Regions from separate parts of the Homo sapiens genome. Here region 2 is linked to region 1. Evidence: read pairs that join two places in POLR2A ChIA-PET (ENCODE). Cell type or tissue: OCI-LY7. All regions are shown on one strand. Each heading gives the region's core, and the rest is flanking DNA. Links, peaks and the distances in the headings are about the cores only. Region 1 holds the start of LOC101928163 (a long non-coding RNA gene). Region 2 holds the start of LOC107984928 (a long non-coding RNA gene).

Evidence for each region. ChIA-PET counts read pairs that join two places held together with the same protein. Peaks named below come from ENCODE experiments on the same cell type or tissue, not always from the same donor. Only the 100,000 strongest peaks of a DNase experiment are listed, where the experiment ranks them.
Region 2: POLR2A ChIA-PET joins it to region 1 with 8 read pairs; 11 of 35 experiments call an interaction of 5 or more read pairs at or near these places.

Annotation. Positions count from the first base shown.
Region 1 is chr1:23,521,372-23,530,686 of GRCh38, forward strand. E2F2 (E2F transcription factor 2) reads right to left here. Exons shown (of 7, transcript NM_004091.4): 1 at 9,171-9,315; 2 at 3,012-3,117; 3 at 466-685. LOC101928163 (a long non-coding RNA gene) reads left to right here and starts at 559. Exons shown (of 3, transcript NR_110799.1): 1 at 559-614; 2 at 5,559-5,699; 3 at 6,034-7,048. RefSeq lists enhancers at 1-629, 7,131-7,260 and silencers at 6,916-7,112, 9,268-9,315. In OCI-LY7, for the core only: no CTCF peak of the experiment used is centred there; DNase peaks (open chromatin) are centred at 3,580, 3,880, 4,580 and 5,360; H3K4me3 peaks cover 2,500 bases; H3K27ac peaks cover 2,500 bases.
Region 2 is chr1:23,573,009-23,582,323 of GRCh38, forward strand. It overlaps LOC107984928 (a long non-coding RNA gene), which reads right to left and starts at 4,699. Exons shown (of 2, transcript XR_007065540.1): 1 at 4,419-4,699; 2 at 3,428-4,325. It overlaps LOC124903876 (a long non-coding RNA gene), which reads left to right. Exons shown (of 3, transcript XR_007065537.1): 3 at 1-692. RefSeq lists an enhancer at 1,749-1,838. In OCI-LY7, for the core only: CTCF peaks have their summits at 3,642 and 3,845; DNase peaks (open chromatin) are centred at 3,663, 4,493 and 5,493; H3K4me3 peaks cover 2,500 bases; H3K27ac peaks cover 2,500 bases.

The DNA of each region.
Region 1 (9,315 bases), core at 3,535-6,034:
ATTTATGCCAAGGGCTATAGGTCAGCTCTTTAAACCCTGTAGAAATGGAGAGAGGAGGCTGGAGTACTCCTATCTCAGATCTGGAAGGAGTCCGGGATCCCCCTACTTAGCTCCCAGGGGACTGCCCTAAGCTAGAAGAAGTGGATATTGGGATCTCTGACTCAAGAGGAAGAATCTGAGGTTCCCTTTGGCCTTTACACCTCCCAGATGTCATTCTCCACTCTGCCCCGCATCACGTTCTCCGATTACTTCAGCAGGTACACGGCGCTCTTCCTCACCATACATTGGCTCTACCCCCAGCAATAAGCCTATTGGATGTTGCTCTTGGTCCGCCTCAGCCCTTGTGCCCATTGGATGTTGCTCTCAGCCCCGCCCCTGCCACTCACACCCACTGGCTATTGCCTCTGGCTCCGCCCACAGCACAAGTACCCATTGGAGGGTACCACTGGCCGCCCAGGCACTCACACCCACTGGATGTTGTTCTTGGCCTTCTTGCGGATGAGCTGGATGCCTTCCAGCACGTTGGTGATGTCATAGATGCGCCGCTTCTGCACGTCCAGCACCTCAGCGGCCCAGTTCAGGTCCAGGACCCCATCCTCTGACTCGCTCAGGAGGTAAATGAACTTCTTGGTGAGCAGCCCCAGCGAAGTGTCATACCGAGTCTTCTCCCCGGGGGATTTGGGGGCTGAAGAAGAAAGGGACCCAGTCACAGCTCAGGGAGGGGAGGGCCCGCCCAGGACCCTCGTCCATTGACCTAGGCTCATTAAGTACCACCTTTCACCACCCACTTTCCAGTTTACAAAGCAGTGTGAGCCAGGGCATCCATCACCACCACTGTCCAGACAGGGAACCTGATACCTAAGAGGGAAGGTGACTTGCTTAAGGTCTCACGGCCAATGGGCAGTGTTGGAAGCCTAGTGTCCTGACTCCTGGTTAAATGCACATTTCCACCACAGCTTAGGGCTGCCAGACCACCACCCACAACTACTGTCACTGTTCTAAGTGCTTTCCATGTACGAACACATTTAAGCCCTACAACACCCTGTAAGGGTTGCTGTACAATCATCCCCATTTTATAGATGAGAATACTGAGGCACAGTTTAAGTAATTTGCTCAGCTCACTCAGCTAGAAAGTGGCAAAGCTGGAATTCAAATCCAGGCAGTCTGACTCCAGAGTTTTCCTTAACCATTACCCTATCCTGCCACTTAAATGTCCGGAGTTTGGAATTAGAATAGGGTAGAAATGATAAGCCTGGATTTAAGAGCATTTTTATAGACACACACTTGCTTTTTCTTCCCATGTGAATCACAATGATTATCTGAGAAAAATCGGTCCTGTAACATCAAGTCGGGGAGGTTCATGAGAAAGGTCCCTTTCTCAATGAGGTTGATGTTGCAAGACCACATCTCAGCTGCAGCATCTTAAACCACGAGGGGACTTTTGTAATCGAGTGACTTCCAAGTCATATAGCAAGTTAGTGGCCAATCCAGTAATTCTGGAACCTGAATTTTAGAGTCTTAGGTTCCTCTGGAGGAGGACCAGTTATCATGAGCCTCAGGATCCTTCAAGACAGTGCTCTGGGCAGCCTTGACCAATCAAATGTAGAGGAAACTTTCTTGCCATTCCTGATCTAGCTGTGTCTTCTTTTACACAAGACAACTAAGGTTCACAACAACTAAGGTTCACAGGAGTGACCTGTCAGGTCGGAGCAGAATCCTACCTGGACCCCCAAAACTAGTGTTCCTCCCAAACACAGTTGCTTTAACTCCTGCTCTAACCAGGATTTTTTTTTTTTTTTGGAGATGGAGTCTCACTCTCTCTCCCAGGCTGGAGTGGAGTGCAGTGGTGCGATCTTGGCTCACTGCAACCTGCCTCCCAGGTTCAAGTGATTCTCCTGCCTTGGCCTCCTGAGTAGCTGGGATTACAGGCATGCGCCACCACACCCGGCTAATTTTTGTATTTTTAGTATAGACGGGGTTTCACCACGTTGGCCAGGCTGGTCTGGAACTCCTGACCTCAGGTTATCTGCCCACCTTGGCCTCCCAAAGTGCTGGGATTATAGGTGTGAGCCACCACGCTCAGCCTATCCAGGATATTGACTGAAAATATCAAGAGGCAGCAACCCCCTCCAACTTAGCTTTAGGAAGGCACCACCTGGGCAGCCTCTGGATCTTAAAAACCTTTGGGGTGGCAGAGACTGGATTAATCTGTGCTTCCCTTCCCTTTGAATCACTTATTCAGCTCCTTGTCTGCATGTGGGAGAAAGACCCTGGTTAGCCCCTGCTCTTCTGATTTAGAAAAATTTACCTTGACCTAAACATTAAAACGTTTTAAAAATAATAAATTCCCAAATAAAACACTGGTCATTGAGTTTAGATCATGAGAGCAGTACATGGTATGGTAGAAGTAGTGCGAGACTGGCCAGGCATGGTGGCTCACGCCTGTAATCCCACCACTTTGGGAGGCCGAGGCGGGTGGATCATTTGAGGTCAGGAGTTTAAGACCAGCCTGGCCAACATGGTGAAACTGTGTCTCTACTAAAAATACAAAAATTAGGCAGGGATGGTGGCATGTACCTGTAGTCCCAGCTACCTGGGAGGCTGAGGTGAGAGAGTTGCTTGAACCCCAGAGGTGGAGGTTGCAGGGAGCCAAGATGGCACCACTGCAATCCACATTTGGTGACAGAGCGAGACCTGTCTCACAACAACAACAACAACAACAACAACAACAACAAAAAAAAACACAGAAGTAATGCAAGATTTACATGTCCAGGCTCTAGTCCTGACTCCACTCTGAGACTATGGGCAAGTCACTCAAGCTCTCTGAGTCTCAAGTTGCCTGATTAGTAAAGACAGACAAGCCTACCTACCTGGCAGGATCAAATAATAAAATACGCAGGAAGCTTTTGTAAACTGGAAAGTGATCCAAATATGACTACCAGTGATTGGGCAGGGCACTGCCCTCTGCCCCTGCCCCACCCCACCCCAGAGGCCCCATCAGCACTGCTTACTTTTGGGGCTGGGGAGGCCATCCACTCTGATGCACTTCCCCTTGGGGGTTGGGAACTCAGGGACGACGGGCCTCCCAATCCCCTCCAGATCCAGCTTCCTTTTGGCCTTGGAGAAAAGGGGGAGAGAGAGGCAGAGTTTGAGAATCATTCCTCCTTTAGCCTTTCCCTGATGTGGGGCCAAAGCAATGAAGCCACTTAGCAGCCACCTCTGTGCCTCAGTTTACCGCCAGTCCTGGTGAAGCACTGCTGTACTTGATAGGAAAACATCAGTGACCTGAGAAGTGAGCTTTCAGGGGAAATCTTGTTTTCTGAAGGGCAAATAAAACTCCCATCCTCTGAGGCCCAGGCACTTGAGACCCTACCAAAGCCAGTCTGGCCAAGGGCTCAGAGCTCCTTAACCACGGGCCCTAAGCCGGCTCCTATACCTGCTCCTCACCCCACCACACCCAGAGGATGATACCAGGAGGAAGCAGTGGGTGGGGCCTAAACCACATCAGGGTGGGGAAAGGGCCCCCCTACAGAAGCAGCTGGCCCAGCTAGACTGAGTGCCCATCACAGTCCCACAGCTGGTCCTTATCAGGGCGGGGCTGGGCATCCGCCCAGACCCAGGGGACTTCCTGGCTCAGTGCCACAACCCAGGGAGGTGCCCACAGTGGGAAGCAGTGCAAACATCCCCACCCCCATGTTTGGGCTCCAGCTTGAGGGCCCCAGGGCCTCCTGAATAGACTGCATTTGCCATTCTTTCTTTGCCGAGAGGGGCAGACAATGAATCCTTCCCGTGTCTTAAGGACAAGCAGCTGAGGCCACCCCCCCCCTCCAGCTCCCCCTTTCTGTTCCCGCCAAGCTTGGGAAACACCTGCTGGGGAAATCAAACCACAGACCCATCTGCTCCTCTCCACCCTGTTGCCACCCGGGCCCCAATTAGGCCCAGAGCTGCACTGGCCCGGAAAGGGCCTCTCTCCTGGTTAGGGCTGGGCAGGGGCAGGGCAGGGGCAGAGCTGGGGCACTGGGACACTGGGACATAGGTCAGAGACCCATGCTTGAATCTCCAGCTCCTTCGCAGGCTCACGGTACAAGTTGGGGGAAATGTTACACATCTAAGGAGCCTCAGTTTCTTCCTCTGTAAATGGGGTAAAAATGCCTACCTCAAGGGGCTATTGTAAGGATTCAAGGAAGGCACTACCTGGGCAGCCTCTGCATCTTAAAAACCCTGGAACAGGCTGAATTAATCCCCGCGTGGCTTCCCTTTGAAGCACTTATTTAGCTCCCTGTCTGCATGTGGGAGAAAGACCCTGGTTAGCTCCTGCTCCTTTAACTTCTGTAAAGTTCTCAGCCTGTGTCTCAGCACACAGTAGGTGTTCAGGAAACACAGAGTCCCTTCCCTAAAATCTAATCTCGACCTCTTCCTTCATACATCCTTCTGGGGGTCATCGAGCCCATTTCTTTCCTCTTTCCAACTCTGGATCCCCCAGACACCCCTACCCTGGCTTGGACAGAGAGGCCTATTTTAACATTTAGTGGTGAGGTCATGCTCAGCAGGGCTGAGACTTCTAACTGCTGCTGAGCACAGCTGGGCTGACAGGTGTTGGAGGTGGTGACAGCTCTTCCTGCTGTCAGTTCCCCTTCCCCCACTCCTGCCCCCTCCAGGAAGTCTTCCTGGGCTGATGTGAGGAGCCCTGCTCCTTGGTTTGAGGAGCCTGGATATAACACTCTTGCTTTCCACCACTACCGAGACCTGGAAACCATCCAAACACTTTACTGCTCATTCTTGAATGAGTCTCTTGAATATTCCTTTTCTACCTTCCTAACTGGTGAAATCCTATATTCTAGAGATTTAGCCCCATGCTGTCACTAGAGAAAGGGCCAGTCACTGGCTGAGACCTTCCACATGCCCTGAACCACGCCCCAACATTCATCACTTCACTGAATCTTCCCATACCACTAATCCCCATTGTACAGCTGAAGTAATTGAGGCTTGGGGAGCTCCGAGGCCTCCATCAATCCTGACCAAGGCTGCACATCCTAGTATTCTTCATATATCCCCCAGCAGGAGCACCAAGGGCAGGGAGAGGAAGGGAAGCTCAGGTGGAGTTCTACCTGAGGCAGAGGTGGGGCAGCCCAGAGCCTCCCCAGCCACACCTGTCTCCCCCGCCAGAACAAACCAGAAAGAATCCCAGGAAGACCTTGAACAGAATATCTATGCTGAGCCTGTTACATGCTCGTAACAGTCCTACCACATCAGTATTGGCACTGGCTCTCGGAAGCCAAAAAATGGAGACTTACAGAGAGTAAGCACATGCCCAAGGTCACACAAAGGCCGGAGCCAGGGTTTGAACCCAGGCCTGTCTGACTGCAAAGCCATGTACCAGGCTGCCTCAGCTGCATCCCACACACGCTGCCCCAGGATTTGCTAGAATTTGGGCCAAGGCCTGGGCTACGCCCACCTGCCCCCATCACTGCATGTACTTGCACACACACACACACACACACACACACACAGCCTTCTCTCTTTTCTCACTCTCCTTCACCCTTATTCTGCACTCCCAGGGTCCCAATGCGGCAAGTGTCCCCCTAAGGATACCTCCCTGACACCTTTGGACAGTGCCCAGAGGAAAGTCAGCCTATGGCTTGGGCTGAACCTGCAGAACACAGGTGGCAGAGGACAAGCCCAGGAGGATCAGCATCAAGGTGAGGCTGAGCACAGGTCTTGGAGTCAGACTGGCCTGGCTTTGCATCTAGGCCTTCCCCTTCTTAGCTGGGAAATCAGTTGACGTCAAGTCACCTATAAAATGGGCATCATTGTCTCCACCTATGCTGAGGATTCAGTGAGATAGTGCAGCAAAGCGCTTTGCCCATAGGGAGTGCCCCCACCAGGGAGCTGCTAGCACTGATGTATGGGGAGCACCAGTGGGAAAAGGGGAAAGTTCAAGGGTGAGCTGAAAAGAGACTGCGATGAGGGGAGGAGAGCAAAGGCTATGGCCACAGCCAGAGGCCAGCTTAGCCCTATCCTGGACGCTCTTAGGCAGCCCCTTTGGCTGGATCTTCAAGGCCTGGTCAGGACGCAAGCCCACCCTGCCAACCCCTATGGAGAAGAGTACAGCTCCTTCCTCAGGCAGCTGCAGAAGTGCAGAGGGTCAGAGATCACCAGGCACAACCCCCTTACGGGCACCACGGTGAGGAAACTGGGACTTGGGGAAGAGGAATTGACTTGCCCAAGGTCACGCAGAGTGGAGCCTGGTCTCTCCTAAGCCCTAAGTCAGATGGTGGGGGTAGGAGCAAATGTAAGGGGTCGAACCTTGCTTTCAGATCCCAGCTCTGCCACTTCGTAGCTGAACAGCCTGGGATTCACTGTCTTGCCTCTCTGAGCCTACACCTCCTCACCTGACCTGCCTTGTAGAGTTGTGTGTTAAAATGTTTATTTTCTTTCATGCCTCACAAGAGGAAATCTGGAAAATGTAGACAAATTGAAAGAAAAGGAGGACCGGGCGTGGTGGCTCACGCTTGTAATCCCAGCACTTTGGGAGGCCAAGGCGGGTGGATCACCTGAGGTCAGGAGTTCGAAGCTAGCCTGGCCAACATGGTGAAACCCCATCTCTACTAAAAATACAAAAAGTAATCCCAGCTACTTGGGAGGCTGAGACAGGAGAATCATTTGAACCTGGGAGGTGGAGTTTGCAGTGAGCAGAGATGGCGCTATTGCAAGCCAGCCTGGGCAGAGCTTCCTGCAGGCGTGAAAGAGAATGATGCCATGCGCCTGGCCAGAGGAGGCATGCGATAAAGGGGCATTCCCTGAGCCTTCCTCAGAGGACTTGGAAAGAGCTCTGGACAGGGAGCCAGGAGATCTGGGTTGTGGCCTTCATTCTGCCATTGAACTTGGTTGCCATCCTTGGACAGTGCCTGAGGTCCCTTTAAACAGAAGCTCCACAACAAATCCTGCTCACCCTGCACTTTGCAGCCCGGCCACAAAGCAAGCGGCCACACCCAGGGTTGGGTTTGGAGCTGTTCCAGGTCACGCCCTTGTAAAATGAGTAAGCAGAGGGCAGGCCTGCCCACGGGGCTGGGCCCCGGGCATCTGGGGATTGACAGGAGCGGGAGCTCTGGGCCTGGCAGGGCTTTAGGGTGGTCTGCTGCAAGGAGACTCCCCTGCTTCTTCACTTGTGACCCAGGCAAGTGACTTCCTTTCTTTGCTCAGTTTCCTTATCTGCAAGGTGCCTCATTCTGGACATCCTGACCAAGATAATGAACGTGAAGAGTGCCAAGCAGTGTCTGGCACACGAGAGGCACTCAGTAAAAGAGAGACCTTCTTGCTAAGATCACTGAGCCCTTCTGGGAGGGAGGTACAGACAGATGTACTTGGGCTCCTCTGGGAGGGTTCAAAGCAGTGTAAAACCACAGCTGTTACTGAAACTTCCAGTCTGAAAGCAGCTGGCCAGAGGAGAGTGGGCCTGCCGCAAAGCTCCCTTCCCTGGGGGGAGCTCAGCTCCTAAGTTAGGCAGTATTAAAAAAAGTCAAGGCTACATAGAGAAGAGCCTGCTGCCTGACCAGGTGCATTAGAGTAGCTAGCTCATGCCTGTAATCCCAGCACTTTGGGAGGCTGAGGCAAGAGGATTGCTTGAGCCCAGGAGTTTGAGACCAGCCTGGGGAACATAGGGAGACCCCTGTCTCTACAAAAAATAAAAAATAAAAGACAGAAGAGCTGACTGCCTTGTGAGTCCCATCACTCTACCCCATCCCCATCTCTGACCTTAGGTCACATCCCCTCTCTGAGCCTCAGTTTCCCCCTGTAACATGGAGCTATTAATGCCATCTATTTCACGAACTACAAAGATGTTTTAGGCTATAAAACACTGAACACAAGATACCCAATCCCAGTTATCCTCGGTTGCTTAACCTGTAAAATGGGGATAATACCATTCCTGCCCACTGCCCTCCTAGTTAGAAATCATGTGCAGGAAGGGTCTCCAGGAAGGTTAACGTTTTGAACATGGGCAAAGCCTGAGTCCACTGGCAGGGAGTGGTGGCTCTGCCTGCATCCAGAGCTGGCTGGGCATCCGTGCTTGCTGACTAGCACAGGTCTGACCAGATGCCTCTGGGGCAGTGGGGGGTGGTCTTATCCCTGTACCCGAACTTATTCACCAAACTCACAACTAAGCAAACCTACAACACCCCCTTCCTCTCCCTGGAGCCTGCTTCCAAAACCCAGGACCTGGAGCTGAATGTGGCTGAGAAGAGCTAGCCCCACAGCCACCCTGTGCACACACGCATTGTGAAGGAGAGAACACTGAAGCCCAGACTGGGTCCAAGACTTGTCCAAGGACACACAGAGAATTAGTGGCAGAGTCACACCAGAAACCAGGCTCCTCAACCACCACCACCTCCACTCCCCCAGGCTTTTCCCACTCCACCCCCCACCCTAAAGTTGTTTTGATTCACACGGGCTCCAGGAATTCCACTCCCACAAAACACACCCTGAGCCCAGGTCAGCAGGCAGCCTGGTGCCACTACACTTTGGGCCCTCTCTGGCAACGAGCCTGGGAGCTTGAGGAGAGAGCAGCCAATCTGAACAGAACCCAAGGGGGCTGCCCACATTTGTATCTGCTACATGGCTGTCTGGGAGGGAAGACTGGGCCTGGGGGAGGACCTAGGGCAGATACTTGGGGCTATCTCAGGAGCTGGCTGGACAATTTGGAGTCTGTCCATGGCAGATTGGATGTGAGAGACCCACTAGACCTATCCCTCTGTCTTACCAAAGTCCCACAGTGTCCCCAGGCCATACTCTTTGCCTGGACAATAGCAGGCACCCAGTACTGGTTTCTGGCCAAACAATGAAGTAATGAATGAATGGCGGCAACGCTGGCTGCATGGACTTCCCCAAGGTCACACAGTGCACTGGGAGTAGTGAGTTGGGTCTCCCTCCAGACTCGCAATCCAGTGCTCATTCCACTCCACTAGAATGGATGAGATTATTTCATCCAAAGTCTGAAAATGAAGGGGTCTTCTACTCAGATATTGGGGGCACTGGGTCCTGGAAACTGAAAGCTCATCTTCCCTCTTCCCAAAACTCTACCTGCTCCACTCAAACTGGATCTCAGGCACCCCTCCCTCCTTTCCCACACCTGGAAAAGCATAGGGGGAAGCGGTGGGGGCCCCCAGCATTACCGGCAGCCGGCCTGCCGGCAGGCATCGCACAACTTGGCCCTCGGGTCCGTGGGGAGTGGCGTCGAGGCAGGTGCCTGGCGCCGCTGCGGGAGGCGCCGTCTGCGGGTACAGCGGTGTGTAGTAGGTAGCAGTAGCTGGGCAGAGC
Region 2 (9,315 bases), core at 3,402-5,901, 52 kb after region 1:
GGGAAAGCCTCCTGGTGAGAAAGCTCAGGCCACAGCTGGGCCAGGGACATCCACAGCAGTCTCCAGGCTCTGACACCCCCTCCCCAACCCTGACTCCCTCCCAGGGGAGAGAATAACTTGGCTCCAAAGCTGAGGCCAGAATATAAGCCAGAGACCTGCTGACCTGACCCCCCCACCCTGGAATCTACTGAATCTGGGGCCAGGAGCAAGGAAGGGCTGACCCCAAACTGAACAAATCAAAAAGCCAAGTTCCCCTCTGAGCCCTGCAATTTTTTTTTCTTTTGGACCAAATAAGGAAGGAGCACCTGTTACTTTATAATCATACTGTAGGACAGCCTCGAGTTGAAAGCCATGGGATCTGGAGTCTTGAAAACGCGGTTCAAGCTCCTATCTTTTCTATTTCCAAACTCAGTGTCCTAGAGCAACTCACTCACTTTCCCCAAGCTTCAGTTTTTCTATCTATGAAATAGACAATGATACTCCTGTTAAGAGGGCGCTTGTAAGGATTTGGGGGACCAGAGGTTAAATTCGCTTCATTTTAGTTCACCTACGTTACTTATGTTTTGTTACATGTCTTAAGTTATGGTTTTAATAATCCCCCCACTCAAAAATAAACAAGATTAAAAGAATAATGAAAATAGTTAATAATAAGTGTCAACATTTATGGGCACTGATTTTGTGCTGTTTCAAGTGCTTTATACACATTAACTCATTTATCTTCATAAAAAGCCTATGAAGCCATTATACAGATGAGGAAACAGGCTCAGAGAGGCTAAGCATGTTGTTCAAGGTCACACAGCATGGAAGAGGCAAGCCGACTGACTCCAGAGCCTTAGCTTTGTGCCAGTCAGAATGGAAAAGAACTCCAAAAGACACCAACCTGGTTTATTCAAGTGCTGGCATGTAAGGATAAGGAAAAGCAGCCATCAGTTTGAATGACAGGCGATGGGTCCGGAGTAATTAGCCAAATGTATGAAGATTTCACCATTTCTAAACCATCCTGTTATATGACCACACATACCATCTTCATGGAAGTGCAGTAGCATCACCATGACAACTACTTTTGTGTTTTTACCTCTAATGTAATCGATTGTATTTTAAAATATTTTTAAATGAATAAAAGCTTTTGAATTTAATGTTTTAAGTAGGTAATACTTTCACCTGGTTAAAAACTCAAAAAGCTCGAGAGGCATAAAGTGAAAGGCCTCCTTCTCACCCCGGCCCCTGCCATCCTCTTCTCACAGTCAGCCAATGTTGCTAGTTTTGTGGGGAGGGGAAGAACTGATACTTTTTGAAAGTAGAAAGAGTGTGCTTGATTTGTTCTGAGGTCACAAGCCATAAAGCCCACCTTACTCTGGTTGATTTCTTCAGGTCGGCCTCAGCCTGATTTCCTGTACCCTTTGAGGCACTGCTGCTTCCTGCAGGTGATGGTTAGTCCCTTAGGGAGATGGTCAGTCCCTTCTCCCTCTGAACTTTCCCCTGAGGCACCCCCTTCAGTACCCGCTATGCTCCTGACCACATTCTCTCTGGCCTCTAGGCCTGACTGGTTCTCCATCCCCCAGAACCTGCAGAGCCTGTAAATGCCAGAGAAATCTCATCATCTCACACAGCTGATGTGGTAGAGGTGGACCCAGAGGTCACACCTGGGTGGCTTCAGGCTATATCTAGCCTATGAGATTTTTTGTTCTTTTTTGGTCTGCACAGTGATGTCAGAATTGGAAATCTTCACCTGAAAGTCCAATTTTCTGATTTCACTTGAAATATTGGCAGACTCAGCCACACTGAACCCATACTGATGCATGATGATGACAGCTGGAGCTGAGCAGCAGTTGCTCCCTTGAGAAGGAGCACAAGCTCTCTGGGTTGTATGGTCCCCGCCACTCTGGGTTGGTTAACATGGTAGGCAGGATCATAGTCACCTCCAAAGATGTCTGTGTCCTAATCCCTATAATTTGTGAATGTACTGTTACACGGCAAGTGGGAATTAAGTTTGCAGATGGAATGAAGGTTGCTATGCAGGATTATCTAGGTGGGTCCAATGGAATCAGAAGGGTCCTTAAAAGTGGGAGAGGGCAGCAGAAAAGAGTCAGAGAAAGAGAGGCAACCACGAAAACAGGGTCAGAGAGATGCCATGTTGCTGGCTTTGAAAATGAAGGAAGGGGTCACAACCCAAGGAATGTTGGCAGCCTCCAGAAGCTGGAAAAGGCAAGGAAATCAATTATCTTCCAGATTCTCCGAAAGGGAAGTCCCTGCAAACACCCTGATTTTAGCCCAGTGAGATCAGGTTGGTTTGAGAGCATAAACTTAAGTTGTTTTAAGTGACTAAGTTTGTAGTCATTTTGTTATAGCAGCAATAGAGAAGTAATACAGTTAATATGGGCCCTTGTAGGTCTCCAGGGATGGGGGAGTGGGGCACAGCTGTGAGAGCTGTTGTAAGTGTGCAAGACTCATAGCTTAAAGAGCTCGGTAAATGGCCATGAATGTTCTAATGAATAGGCGTAGCAGGCGGGTTCTGGGCAGAGTAGAGATATGGGTGACCCTTGCTTTGGTTTTTTCTCCCTCCACTCTTGTGACACCCTCTGCCCAGTTTCCTTCACAGCCCTGGGGCTTGCTGAGAGAGCCGGGCTGATATGTCAGGCCTTCAGCATTGAGTAGGGCAATCACTTAGCAAGTTGGCAGGTCTCAGCAGCTGGTGGAGGAATCTGGGCTCTGACTGAGGACAGGATTAGAGGTCAAAGTGGGAAAGTAGGGAATAGGCCCCAGACTGAGTAAAAAGACCAGGAGAGCTGAAGGTGGGGGAGGGTCAGGAGCAGGTTCTGAAAGGGGGTGCAAAGCTAGGCAGGGCCCAGACTTGAGGCCTGTTCTAGGTGGTGCTGGCTGGTAGGGGAATGACTGATGGTCTAGGATTGCTGAGGACAACTGTGCACCTGCCAGCACTGTCCTAAGCCTGCCTCTGAACACTAAGCTGTCAGCCTCTGTTTACCTTCCACTCTCAGTATAACCTGCATTCGGCCTATTTGTTGGGAGGCAACTGAAAAACTAATTTATCCTGAATTATTCTTAGTGACTGATAGTGGCTTACTGTGTCAGATACTTGCCAAGGAGATTCATGTTGAAGTGCATATCATTTTAACCTAAAAAGATGAAGTGCATTTAAGGTAGCAGTGTCTGAGAAGGAAAACCTCATGGCTACTGGTGGTGGGGGGTGGCAGGGAACATAGGATGTCACACGGTGGACAGCCTTACCTGCTCACAGGGCTGTACACCCCCAGGAGGTCTCTCATATTCCAGCCCCCATGTCCTTAAGTCTCTTTAGATTTTTTTCACCTGGGCTTTCATTACAATTCTTTTACTTTCCGTGTTTCCTGGGTAAGCTTGTTTATATATTTTTAGCAAACATTCATGTAACACTATGTGCCAGGCACCATTCTAAGTGCTTTACAAATGTTTATTTAGGTAACAGAGGTACTGTTGCCTCCATTTTACAGATAAGGAAACTGAGACACAGAGAGGCTAATTTGCCCAAGACCACGTGGCTAGCGAGTGGCTACACTTTCTGAGCCTCGGCTTTCTTGGCTGTTAAATTGATATGTATATACAAGCGCCCTCTGCATAGCAGGGCTTCTCAGACCCAACACTATTGACATTTTGGGCTGGATAATTCTTTGTTGTGAGGCTGTCCTGTGCATTGCAGGATGTTTAGCGGTATCCCTGGCCTCTACCACATAGGGTATTCACTGCCAAGAGATGCCAGTAGCAACTCCCACTCAAGCTGTGACAAACCTAAAATGTCCCCTGATCTTGCCAAATGTCCTCTGGGGGCAAAATCAACCCTAGTTTAGAACCACTGCCTAATAGGATCCTGGGGAGGATTAAATGAGCTATTTCATATAAAATACCTTCCGGCAATCCCTTCCCCATTCCTTCCATAACTCTATGGTGAGTTCTAACTCCTCAGAACCCTCTTGTTCTTTCTGTTCCTCTACTGTTTGGAAAATGTGCCCACCTATGGAGACTGGGTGCTTGAGAGCTTCTTGCAAATCCAAAGCTGTTCCAGGAGCTAGACCTGATTCCAGTCCTGTCATTTCCACAGACATGCTGTGGGACCTTGGCTGAAGTCCTTCCCCTCCTTGAGCCTCGGTTTCCCCATGTGTACGAGGGGGCTGACCCAGAAGCTTTCCGAAAGGTCTTCTCACTGCAGGAATCAGTGACTGGGTGATTCATACCAAGTGCAAATTCCCCTCACAAAGTCCAAATTCTTCCAGCGACTTAGTCATTCCAGGGTTTGAACTTTCTCGCAAAAACCATTTGAAAAATTCTTCCAGCTTAAAAAAAAAAAAAAAAAGCTATTAAAAGAAAGTAAAAGTTTCAAAACCAAATCCTAGGCAAACAACCCTGAAAACAATACACACACATACATATACATACAGCACCCAAGGTAGCTCTGAGAACAGGATATGAAACCTTGCAGGCCGGCACTAAGAAATGATTCACAGGCCTTTGAGATGCTTCTATTTCAAGACACAGTCCACCCACTGGATCTGGTGGCTCCAAAAACAAACTTTCAGCTGCTGTTTCTTATCGCAGTGTGGTTCGCCTGGCCAGTATCCTTGGGTCTCAAGAGCTCCAGACAGAAGACAAGGTTGAGTCCTGTGAATTCCCTTTCTGTTCTATTTCAAGCCTCAAGCTGCTGGCTTGTTTAAAGAAAGTCTTTTGCATCCACCTTTTGGTTGGCTGACCCGAGTTTAAAGCAACATAGCCTAATGGGTTCGTAGCACAGCCTGCGAATTCATAATTTTAGTTTAGCAAGGCCTCTGTGTGGCTCCAGCAAGTCCTACTGGATCCTGGGCTGGTCATTCTAGAAGCTGTCTCCAGCTAAACAATCCTGCCTGGCTTTCCTTATACATATCAATATTATACTTGCCCTAGGCCAGGATTAAGAATTTTAGCACAAATTCAAAATTTCATGCTTTTATGTAAAATAGAAATATAAAAGTAATTCATTCGATGAAATGCTTACTGAGTGCTCACTATATGCCAAGCACCAGCAATGTACTGGCGATAAAATACAGCCCCTGCCTTCAGGAGCCACATTGAACAGGAAAAGCAGACAATCTAAATATACATAGTAGAAACACATGGAACTATTCCCTATGGGAAATGCCCTGCATAAAAAGTGATACCAAAGTTGGAGCAAAATTGAAAGAAATGCAAATGCTTGTGATACGGTTAAGTACATTTTCATCTGTACTTACCCTTGATTTTGTTTTAGATTTAGAAAATCTTGAACTTTCACTGTTGCTTCATTTGCCCTCCAAAAATCCAGAATCTTACAGAAAGGGTCAGTGTCTGGATCAAACATGTTTCTTATCTAATTTCCTTGCCCCAGTTTTTGTTTATGCCATCATTGCTGCATGGAGTCCTCCCTCCTCTCCTTGTGTATCCTCCAAGTTCTGATGCAAAGCCCACTTCCTCCAGGAAGCATTCGCAGACCCATCTGGCCACATCCTCGCTGTTCTCTAAACACACATATCTCATGCTCTTGACTTGGCCTTTAGCCTGTCCTGCCTTATGATCTCTCTTGTACTTCTGTCCTGAAGTTTTATCTAACTTATGAATTGGGGGAAAGAGGACAGGCACTGACATTTATTAAGTGTTTTATTGGTGACGGGCATTTTGCTAGCTCTTTACTGTATATAATGTGCCTGGTATGTAGAAGATGTTCAATAAATATTTGTTCAACGAATGCTTCAGTGATTTGGCTTAAACCTAACAATAACCCTATGAGACCAATTCTATTAGTATTCCCATTTTACAGATAAGAGAACTGAGGCACAGACAGGTAAAGTCTGCATTTGAGGGCTTTCTGTCTTAAAAGTTGAAGTTCAGACTTTCTCTTCTTCTCTGTTGCTTTTTTCTGCAAATAGATTTCCCTGAAGTGTCTTGATTAATTAATAGGACATATACTGTGCTCCCTGCTTTATCCCATCTCAGGCAATATTACCTGTTCTCTCCGTTGTGAGCCCATATTTGTATTTCTACAGTTAGTTTAGAAACCACTCTGCATCAGGCGTGGTGACTCACGCCTATAGTCCCAACACTTTGGGGAGGCTGAGGCGGGTAGATTGCTTGAACTCAGGAGTTCGACATCAGCCTGAGCAACATGGCAAAACCCCATCTCTACAAAAAAATGAAAAATTAGCCAGGCCTGGTAGTGCACATCTGTGGTCTCAGCTACTGGGGAGGCTGAGGTGGGAGGATCATTTGAGCCCAAAAGGTGGAGGCTGCATTGAGCGAAGATTGTGCCACTGTACTCCAGCCTGGGTGACAGAGTGAGACCCCATCTCAAATAAAAAAAATCATCACCCCACCATTACCTGTGCCTTGTCTACCTTTCCCACTAGACCATAGGCAGCACTAATGTAGTATGACTGCTGTGCCCCTGGCTGGCACACTGCTCATGCTCAGTGAAGATTTGCTGAGCCAGGGTGGTAGTGGTGGTGGTGGTGGTGATAACAATAGGTTGAGTAGTGATGTTCCCCAAAAGATATGTGTTAATTTTTTTTTTTTTTTTTTTTTTTTTTTTTAGATAGAGTCTTGCTCTGTTGCCCAGGCTGGAGTGCAGTGGTGCGATCTCGGCTCACTGCAAGCTCTGACTCCCGAGTTCACACCATACTCCTGCCTCAGCCTCCTGAGTAGCTGGGACTACAGGCGCCGGCCACCATGCCTGGCTAAGTTTTTGTATTTTTAGTAGAGACGGGGTTTCACCGTGTTAGCCAGGATGGTCTAGATCTCCTGACCATGTGATCCACCTGCCTCGGCTTCCCAAAGTGTTGGGATTACAGGCGTGAGCCACTGTGCCCGGCCAGATATGTGTTAAATTTTAATACCCAGTACCTGTGAATGGGACCTTATTTGGAAATAGGGTATCTAAAGATAGAATTAAGGATCTTGAAATGATATCCTGTATTTTTGGTGGGACCTAAATCCAAGGACTGATGTGCTTATAAGAGAAAGGAGACCAGGCACGGTGGCTCACATCTGTAATCACAGCACTTTGGGAGGCCGAGATGGGCGGATCATGAGGTCAGGAGTTTGAGACCAGCCTGGCTAACATAGTGAAACCCCATCTCTACTAAAAATACAAAAATTAGCCGGACGTGGTGGTGCAAGCCTGTAATCCCAGCTACTCAGGAGGCTGAGGCAGGAGAATTGCTTGAAATCAGGAGGTGGAGGTTGCAGTGAGCCGAGATGGTGCCACTGCACTCCAGCCTGGGTGACAGAGCGAGATTCCATCTCAAAAAGAAAAAAAAAAGAGAGAGAAAGGAAAGTAAGATTTAAGACACAGAGACACAGTGAGAAGAAGTACAATTGAAGATGGAGGCCGAAATTGGACTTATGAAGCCTCAAACCAAGGCATGTTAAGGCCACCTGTAGAAGCTAGCAGAGGGGCATGGAGCAGATTCCCCCTCAGAGCCTTCAGGGTAACCCCACCCTGGCGACACCTGCTTTTGGACTGCTGGCCTCTAGAACTGTGAGAGAACAAATTTCTATTGTTTTAAGCCACTGAGTTTGTGGTAGTTTGTAACAGCAACCCTACGAGATGAGCACAGAAGGTGAGCAGGACTTTCCCGCCTATGAAATTCAGGGTTTTGGGGAAACAGCTTCCACTCTGGGGCCTGACAGACCTGGGGTTGGCACCTGCCTGTCCTATGGTCTTGACTTTGCTCCCCTGAGCCTCAGTTTCTTCCTTTGTAAAGGGGAGAGCCAGAGTAAAGCTGCATTTGTAGAGTGCCAGACAGTGTGCTAAGCCCTTTATCGCATCCTAAGACTCCGCTTGGATGATAATAGGCCAGGAACGCCATTAACAAAGAAACTGTGTTTGAAATTGACAGCTTCACATTGCCACATAAGAAGCAACCTCCACCTCGTGTTTTTGCTTTGAATCTGACCATGTGGTAACTCAAGAAAACTCATGAATATTGGAGTCAGACAGGACAAGGTTCAAAGCCTGGCTCTGGTGTTTACCAGCTGGGTGAAACTGTGTGATCTGTCTTGCACTTCTGAGCCTCTCATAGTTTGCAAAATGGGAATGGTACTGGTCCCTACTTGATGTTGATGTGATGATTAAATTAAACGATAATTTTAAAAGCATGCTGTTACGAGCTGTGCCACAGAGGGTAGCACAGTTCCAGCACATAGGGGAGGCTTCTCTCTGAAGATGCTACTGCTGAAGATGCTGGTTCAGGAGGGGACAATCCAGGAAGAGTAAGCCAGTACACAGAGGACGGCAACAGCTGGGGACTGATTTTCCCAGAGGAGGAATGAGGGACAGCGCAGGCCTCTTGGGCAGCTGCTTCCTGGGGTTGTGATGTCACCGGCCCATCCAGGAGGCCACAGTACCAGCGCCTGTTACTGCCTCCCAGCTGGCCGGCTCCACTTCCTGCGCCCTGAGCCTGCCCTTGCCTTCTTTCTCATGACCCTCGGGAGGCAGCTGGGCTGCAGCTCAGAAAGCAACGCTCATCTGCAAGTTGGGACAGCAGAGGCCCTTCATTCCTCCCCAGGGCTCCCACACCTTGGGAGGGACTGTGAAGAGTGACTCTTGTCCAGTGGTTTTCAAACTGGGTTCCTCTAAGCCCTGGGGTATTAGTGCCCCAGGGACCCCTGAAGGTAAGGAGGTGGCGCGTGGTGGAAGCAAGGGGCACCCTAAGAAGGCTCAATTCTTTTTTTTTTTTTTTTTTTTTTGAGATGGAGTCTCTGTCGCCCAGGCTGGATTGCAGTGGCGTGATCTCAGCTCACTGCAAGCTCTGCCTCCCGGGTTCATGCCATTCTCCTGCCTCAGCCTCCCAAGTAGCTGGAACTACAGGCGCGTGCCACCACGCCCGGCTAATTTTTTGTATTTTTTAGTAGAGACGGGGTTTCACCATGTTAGCCAGGATGGTCTCGATCTCCTGACCTTGTGATCCACCCACCTCGGCCTCCCAAAGTGCTGGGATTACAGGCGTGAGCCACCATACCCGGCAGCAGGCTCAATTCTAATGCCACTCCCTTCACTCTCCAAAGCAGCTTTTTTTTTTTTTTTTTTTTTTTTTTTTGAGATGGGGTCTTACTCTGTCACTCAGGCTGAAGTACAGTGGCATGATCTGGGTTTATTGCAGCCTCGACCTCCTGGGATCAAGCAATCCTCCAACCTCAGCCTCCTGAGTAGCTGGGACTACAGGTACATGCCACAATGATCAGCTAATTTTTTATTTTTATTTTTGTATGGACGGGGTCTCCTCATATTGCTCAGGCTGGGCTCGAACTCTTGCTCCA